2 separate regions of the Mus musculus genome follow, and region 1 is linked to region 2. A link is a contact called in ENCODE POLR2A ChIA-PET data. All regions are on one chromosome and are shown on one strand. Each heading gives the region's core, a stretch centred on a gene start or an enhancer-like site at or near the end of the contact. The rest is flanking DNA. Distances are from core to core; before and after follow the strand shown. Region 1 holds the start of Slc35e2 (solute carrier family 35, member E2). Region 2 holds the start of Mib2 (mindbomb E3 ubiquitin protein ligase 2).

Evidence for each region. ChIA-PET counts read pairs that join two places held with the same protein, here RNA polymerase II (POLR2A).
Region 1: POLR2A ChIA-PET joins it to region 2 with 10 read pairs in embryonic stem cell. The contact joins the promoter of Slc35e2 here to the promoter of Mib2 in region 2. POLR2A ChIA-PET finds 5 or more read pairs at or near these places in 4 of 5 experiments (Patski and embryonic stem cell).

What each region holds. Positions count from the first base shown.
Region 1 is chr4:155,599,368-155,603,312 of GRCm38, forward strand. It overlaps Slc35e2 (solute carrier family 35, member E2), which reads left to right and starts at 2,049. Exons shown (of 9, transcript NM_177186.4): 1 at 2,049-2,371.
Region 2 is chr4:155,667,696-155,671,337 of GRCm38, forward strand. Mib2 (mindbomb E3 ubiquitin protein ligase 2) reads right to left here and starts at 1,524. Exons shown (of 20, transcript NM_001369164.1): 1 at 879-1,524.

The sequences.
Region 1 (3,945 bases), core at 799-3,298, 68 kb before region 2:
GGTGGGAAACAGCCTTGAGGCAGAAGGCAACTGGGTGCTTTCTCTGATTCTGAGCCGGCAGGCATCTGGTTCCTGAGTCTTCATTGGTAGACTCAAATGACTAAGATTTTACTGTCTAACAACAGTAAGAGGTTTATCCACAGGCATGGCTAAAATTAATTAATTCAAAATCAAATGTGTAATGAACGGAGAGCTCACCTATGTTTTTATTGTACAAGCTCCCTGAATCCTTTTTTTTTTTTTTTTTTACAGAAACTGGCACACTTTACATTGTGCATGAAGTCATACCAAATAACACCAACCAATCATTGCTGCAAGAACACCTCAGCTCCCATAAGAGAACACCAATTTATGAGCAGCAGTGTTTCCTAGCGTACATATGTTTTTTTGCTTTTAGAAGCACAATGTTTTAATTATAGAAAGCAAGGACTCTTGATATTTTCCTACTGCTTATTAGTAGGTTTTAGGATTGTATTGTCAGGATCACTTTAAAAATTACTAGTTGAGGGCTGGAGAGATGACTCAGTGGTTAAGAGCACTGACTGCTATTCTGAAGGTACCGAGTTCAAATCCCAGCAACCACATGGTAGTTCACACCCATCCAAAATGAGATCTGATGCCCTCTTCTGGGGTGTCTGAAGACAGCTACAGTGTACTTACACATAATAAATAATTAAATTTAAAAAAATTACTAGTTGAACCAGGCATAGTAACACATGCTTGTCATCTGAGCACTGTGGGGTAAGAGCAAGGTCAGGGTCAGCCCTGGCTGTACATCAAATCCGAAGCCAGCCAGGGATACACCAGCCCTGTCTCAAAACAAAACAAATACAAAACAACAATGACCAAATAAAACAACTCAATTAAAAAATGCTTACATAGGTGCGCATAATTCCAGAGTGTGAGAGGCAGAGATGTCTATTTCTGTGAGTTCAAGACTAGCCTGATGTACACAGTGAGTTCCAGGCCAGACAGGGGTACATAGTGAGACACTATCTTTTTTTTTTTTTTTTTTTTTTTCGAGACAGGGTTTCTCTGTGTAGCTCTGGCTGTCCTAGAACTCACTTTGTAGACCAGGCTGGCCTCGAACTCAGAAATTCCCCTGCCTCTGCCTCCTGAGTGCTGGGATTAAAGGTGTGTGCCACCATGCCGGCTCAGTGAGACACTATCTTAAAAGACAAAAACAAACAAAGGAAAGAACCCAACAACAACAAAATTCTTGCGTAAGTTTCTGAGTTGAGTTTCATTTTTAAAAATCGTTAAAACTTGGCTTGTGGTTAGGACAGAATTTCCAACTGATACGGTTCTAAAACATACGTCAATTCAACAAAATCAAACACACTTTGGTTTTGATAAAATCAAAACATCAACTCTGAAAAATGCTGAAGATACTCTATGTCCAGTGGTATGGGATATTCAGTCAAGATTTAATGATCTGTGCGAAAATTTAAAAAGCACATCTTCTCATTCGTAAGCCAGTTTGCCTTTGCTTTTAAGTGGTAAAACTGCACTGTGCCATTGTGTTCTAAAGACTTGTTTTTTGTTTGCTGAGACAGGGTCTCTCTACATAGACCTGGTTGTCCAGGAACTCACTAAGTGGACCAGGCTGGTCTCCGGCACCGGGCAAAGAATTGTTTTAAGATAGACTTAAGGTTGATTATCAGTAAACGTTTGATTTGCATATGGAAAGGGTTTTCTAGTGGAAAAGGTTTAAGAAGCTCCAACTCACTGTGCGAGATCTGAAGGAGAAACCTTACTAGTTTTCAAACAACCAAGAAAAAAACAAAGGAAGGTTTCACCAAAAGCAGAGCTGAGGCAAGGCACAACCTCAAACCTCTCCACAAAATGACCTTCAGGGATAAAAGGGGCCAGGAAGCATCTCACAGCCGGCGGCTACTTGGGGAGATCAGGCGACAGAGCAAGCGTCCTGCAGGAAGGCGGGGCCTCTGAGGCTCGACCAATGAGCGCCCCGTCGCTATGCTGCTGGCCCCGCCCCCATGGTGCTGACCCCGCCCCCATCCCGGCAGCGTCCAAGACTCGGAGAGCACGGGGGTTCCTCGCACGTTCGCCACTGAGCGCTTCTCGTCTTGTGACTTTCTGGTCAGATTTTAGGATCCTTGAAATCAAGCCCCTGGGTCTGACCTAGAGGGCGGCACCTTCGCGGCCTCAGAGGATTGGCTCCTTCACCTTGGTCTCGGTGGAACGTTCCGGAATGTACCACAGGCCAGAGGAGCGACACCTGCACGCTGGCCCAGCATGGCGGACCCCGCAGAGGTGGGACGCTCCGGAGGCGCCCACAGGAGGCCGCAAGGCGGTGCTGTGGCCCCGCATCGTCGCCCGCCCCGTGGTTTGCGGTGGGCCGCTACGGAAGGTGCGAACGCGCCGTGAGGGTGTCCTGGCTCCCCGTGGTGGGCCGCGGTGGAACGTTCTGGAAGGTGCCATTGTGTGCCTGTGTGGAGTGTGTCCTTCCCCCCCCCCCCGTAACAGCTTCCGGTGCGTCACGTCCGGCTCTCTCCCCGCCCACCCGTGTGTGTGTCCCAAATCTAAACCCTTAGGAGGGCTGTGGGAGGGCTCGCGGCTCTCGCCCTTGACTCTGGACCGCTCTGCCTAAAGCTGCTCGGCCCCGAGGCGGGCGCGGGCTGCATCTTCCGTGGGCGTGGGCTGAGGCTCTGCATAAACTCCAGTGGCAGCCCCAGAACTGAACCCCATCGGGGGCCGGGGGCATCCCGTCCTGGAGTCAGCCCGGGTTGGCACCGGGCGCGCAGGTGGCGGGCTTCGCCGGGCTGGACGCACAGGTAGGGTGGGGACAGTGATGGGCACCGGGGCGGGGGGATCGCGGGCGGGCTGTGACTGCAGCAGGCGCCGGAAAGGAAGCGATACCCAATGACAGGTGCAGGCACCCTGTCATCTGTCGGCGTGTACTGATTTTGCCTCCCCAAACGTCTTATTTTGTGCCGTGGAATGGGCGACTCAGCCAGGTCCCAAGCCTCAACTTTATTTTAGCCTGCCAGCGGTTTTTCTCCAACCGGTACTTTTCAGGCATGAAACAGGCTCTTTGCAGCATTGATGTTTTGAACCCTTGAAATGCAAAATAAAACAAAAAGTAAAACTGCAGACTGGGGGTGGGGGTGGGGGGGCCCTTGTTCAGTGTTTGTCTAGTCGCCCGCTCATGGGATGAATGTACTCTATTAAAAAAAACTGGAAAATAATTTTTTGTGCTTTTTTTTCTTTTTCTTTTTTCTTTTAAGACAGGATCTTTACAGGGTAGCCCAGTCTGGCCTTAAACTTGTGACCCTCCTGCCTCATCCTCTCAGTACCGCAATTATGGGACTGTACTACAAGTATCCCTGGTTGCAGAGCACATTTGAAAGCACACCGAGAGAATTTTAAATAGCAAAAGAAGGCCCATTAAGTGAAGAGATAGGAAGGCTTTTATATTAAAGTGATTCATTTCCAGTGCAGAAGATGGAGAGACAGAACAACATGAAGGACCTGTCCACAAGATGGAGATCCTGTGGCTGGTAATGTGGATGTCCCCAACTGTTTATGTCTTAATCTGAGCACACCACACCAGTGATCCTGAAAAGATCCATTCTTCAGAAGTGATAAACACTATCATAAAGCCACAGGGTGCAATGTGCTACTTTAGTCAGGAGTGAGTGACTGTCCCTTCCGTACAAATTCTTCACTACTGAGTGAAGTGTCACTGTTAGAAGCAGGATGGGGGGCAGATTGTGAGCCCATGCAGGCCCTTTTCTGAGTTATTATTTCCCTTAGATAAACTTTTAGACATGCATGGTACTTGGAGACTTGATGTATTGTTTTCATTAAATAACCACTAACCAGTCCAGATGTCTTGGCCAAGTATTTGAGTACCTCAGTCCTCTGTTTCAGAACAAACATTTCCTTATATCTAACCCTATTCTCCCCCTTCCTGTCCCTCCA
Region 2 (3,642 bases), core at 274-2,773:
ACAAAAATTAAGTCATGGGCTGGTGAGATGGCTCAGTGGGTAAGAGCACCCGACTGCTCTTCCGAAGGTTCAGAGTTCAAATCCCAGCAACCACATGGTGGCTCACAACCATCCATAACAAGATCTGACTCCCTCTTCTGGATTGTCTGAAGACAGCTACAGTGTACTTACATATAATAAATAAATGAATCTTTAAAAAAAAATTAAGTCATGTTATAGTATAAAAGTTAGCAGATTGCCTTTATTCAAATGAATAAAACTACATGACATAGAGAGGATTCAGGACTCGAGTATATCTCCCTATACCTCTGGTGGTGTCGGAGATACTGTTGAATTGAAAAATGTCTAACAAAACTGGTTCATCAGAGGCCCCTACTAGGCAGGTGGATGTCCTAGATGCTAGTAGAATCAAACAAGAATGTCAACTGAAGACACAGAGGCCAGGAAACCAGATCTACCCTGCACCAAGACATCTGCTGGGGGACATCATTAAGGTTCAGGGGTATCATGGCTACTAATCTCTGGGGAACTCTAGGTACACTGTAGCTTGGGGTTCACCACCCTGCCTAGGGCTGACCTTGGGTGGGATAATGACATTCAGATACTTGTTGCATCAGAAGCAACAGGCCACAGTGGAATATATAGCCAGGAGACATTCTATAAGCAGCCAATCTTGCTCTGTCCCCAAGCCCACTAGCTCCTTAAGAGCCTTCCTGGCATCTCTGCTTTTCTTATTGGTTCTGAACCCAAAGGAGGCAGAAAGGACGATTTCTCACTGCCCAGTCCACTCAAGCACATTTAAACAGAAACACAAACCCTGACACATCAGACGGCATCCTCAAGAGAAACAAACCAAACCCGAACTGTCAAGCGCTCACCTGTCTGGAGGTCCAGTGTCCCCCACCCGCCTTGAGAATCGGGCAGGAGCCCTGATGCTTGGAGACTTGGGACTGGCCTCCGCCGTGCTGACCTTCCTCTCTGAAAGCCCCAGGAGATCCAAACCTATGGCCAGGGGTGCTGAGACGCAGTTAACATCTGAGAAGGGACAGAGGCCGCTGGTCGCCTTAAAAAGCTCCCATGGGTCTGGTGGCTGGGACACGCTGCATCACCCCCACGCACCGAGAACGCGCAACGGGCACGAGCTGGGTCCAGGGGGAGAAGCACCAAAAGCCCGTCGCGCTGAAGGGCCGAGGTCAGCCAACAAAACCGCAGCCCCGTCAGGACGATCAGGACCCCTAGGCCCCGTGCCACCGCCCCCGTCGCTGGGAGGACGCCCGGCCCGGCCCCCCACTTGCCAAGAGTTTCCGCGCTCGTTCGGCCCAGGAATACCCGCCCCTGAGCAGCGCAGAGGCTGACAGTGGAGCCTCGGCTCGCCACCGAGACGCCAGCTGCAGCCCGCCGTCCTCCGCCCCCTAACAGTGTTTAGCAAGGCCGCCTCTCTTGCGCTAGCCCACCAGGGAGCCCCACCACGGCTCCCCGACTACAGTCGCGGGGCGCCGCACAGATTGCCGGGAGCTGTAGTTTGCAGAGCCAGCCCGGGGGCGGGACAGACGACTCCCAGGAGGCTCTGCGCGTGACGCACTATGCTTAGGGTCAGGGGGCGGGGCTTATAGCTACCAAGGCACCCCGAGCATGACGTACACGTCTGGTCTGGTAGCAAAGGGACCGACGGACGCGTTATGCATGGTCAGCGGGAGCTCTGTTTCTCTAAAGAAGAAACTGGAAATGCCTGCGTCTCGGCATTCTTGGAACAGAGAGGGAGCGTTGAAAGGGGATGGGCGCAAAGTCGCACCCGGAAGTGCGTGTGGGCGGAGCCAGCCCTGCACAGGTCTCCTGCGCAGTACTAGTTCCCAGGACGCTCTCTGTTGCCTTGGAGACAGAAGTTTCGGGTGACGTCTTGCCTGAAATGGGTGGGGTTTCCAGAGATGTAGCGAAAACGCATCCAAAGTAATTCTTTTGGCTTTTTTTTTTCTTTTTGAAATAAGGTTTCACTATGTAGCAACGTGTAGCAACATATTGCAACATAGCCTGGGCCTCACTATGTTGATCCTGCTGACCCCGAGCTCATGGAGCCCCACCTGCTTCTGCCTCGAGAGTGCTGGAAATTAAAGCATGCACTACCACACCCTGCACGACTTAATTTATTTTATAATCAGAGTTGCGCCCATCTTTTTTCTTTTGTTTTCCTATCCTCTATCTGGAGCGGGGTGGGAATCAACTCAGACCTACTGAGCAACCCCCTACCCAGCTACTGATTTTAGTCCTACAGGCATAAAGTTAACAAGCAGTCATCCTGGCCTTTGTGTTTATAAACAGTATACTGCCTTGATTTACATGTATTAGACAGTTCTATGAAGTTCCTCAGACCACAACAACATAGTTCTCCAGCAACTCTCCCCACAAGCTTTGCCCCCATGTGCAAGTTACCTCCATATGTATTGTAACTGTCCCCTCACCAGCTTGCTGTCTAGGTGTATTCCACTGCTGCACACTACCACATATGAACCCAGTCTATTCCGGCACAATCGTAATTGTTCTTTGTTCTTTTCTTTACATTTATTTATTTTTGTTGAGGGAGGGGACACCAGTGCCATAAGCTGTAACCTCCCCCAGCCTGAAACAAGCTGATCCAGACCTTGACCTTGAGGCCACTAGGGAGATTACCTGGGGTGGAGCCTTCCTGCCTAGATGGCTCTATTGTTCTGCCACCTGCCACTGCTCCTCCAAGACACTGCTACCTGCTGAGAGGCCGCTGAGATATACCTGAAGAACACCCTATCCTGCAAGTCGCCTACAGGCTGGCTCCAGACACCAGAAATGGACTGGCAGGGGATGGGCCTTCCCTGTTATGAGCACACTCTCTTAGTAAACTGGCGGGCCTTGAACAGAATCATGTCTTGGTCTCCATTAATTTCTCTCGAAGTCTAGTCTCTTTCAGCCCCAGCCTGCCTCCCAGGTGTAGGCCCAAGTGGGCCGCGGGCCGGTATACAACAATAACCTACATGTGCAGTCAGAGGCTCATGCAAGCGTCTTTGCCTGCTAAGTCATTTTACAGGCTATTTTTATTTTGAGACAGCATCTTACTTTTGCCCAGGTTGACCTCCAACACTGTAGCTCTGTAGTCCTACAATCTTAGCCTTTCAAGTGCTGGGGTTTAGGGACTAAGTCACCTCTTCTAGCTCCAGCCTAGAATGTGTTCCCAGGTTTCTAGTTTGTTTGAGTGGGTGGTTGGTTAGTAGATTAGTTGGTTTTTGTGATGGGGTCTCACTAAATGGCCCTGGCTAGCCTGAAATTCTCAGGTAGCCTAGGCTAGCCTAGAACTCACAAAGATTCGCCTGCCTTTGCTTGTTTAGTGGAGGATTAAAGGCAAGCACCACCGCCTTGGGCCTAACCAAATTGGTTCTATGATGTGCTAGGTGAAATAACATTGAGAAGATAGGAAATTATGAGCTTAAGATAGTGCAAGGACTTTTATTTTGGTGGGAAAGCCTGCTGAGGGAGGACTGTGGAAGAACTAGAGACTTGCATCTTCTTACAAGGTGGGATGATTATAGGGAAGAAAAGGGAGGTGTTGCAGGAAATATTAAAAAGTGCACCATCACACGCTTTCACTGGCTACTCTTGGGCTCCGGTGACCCCGAT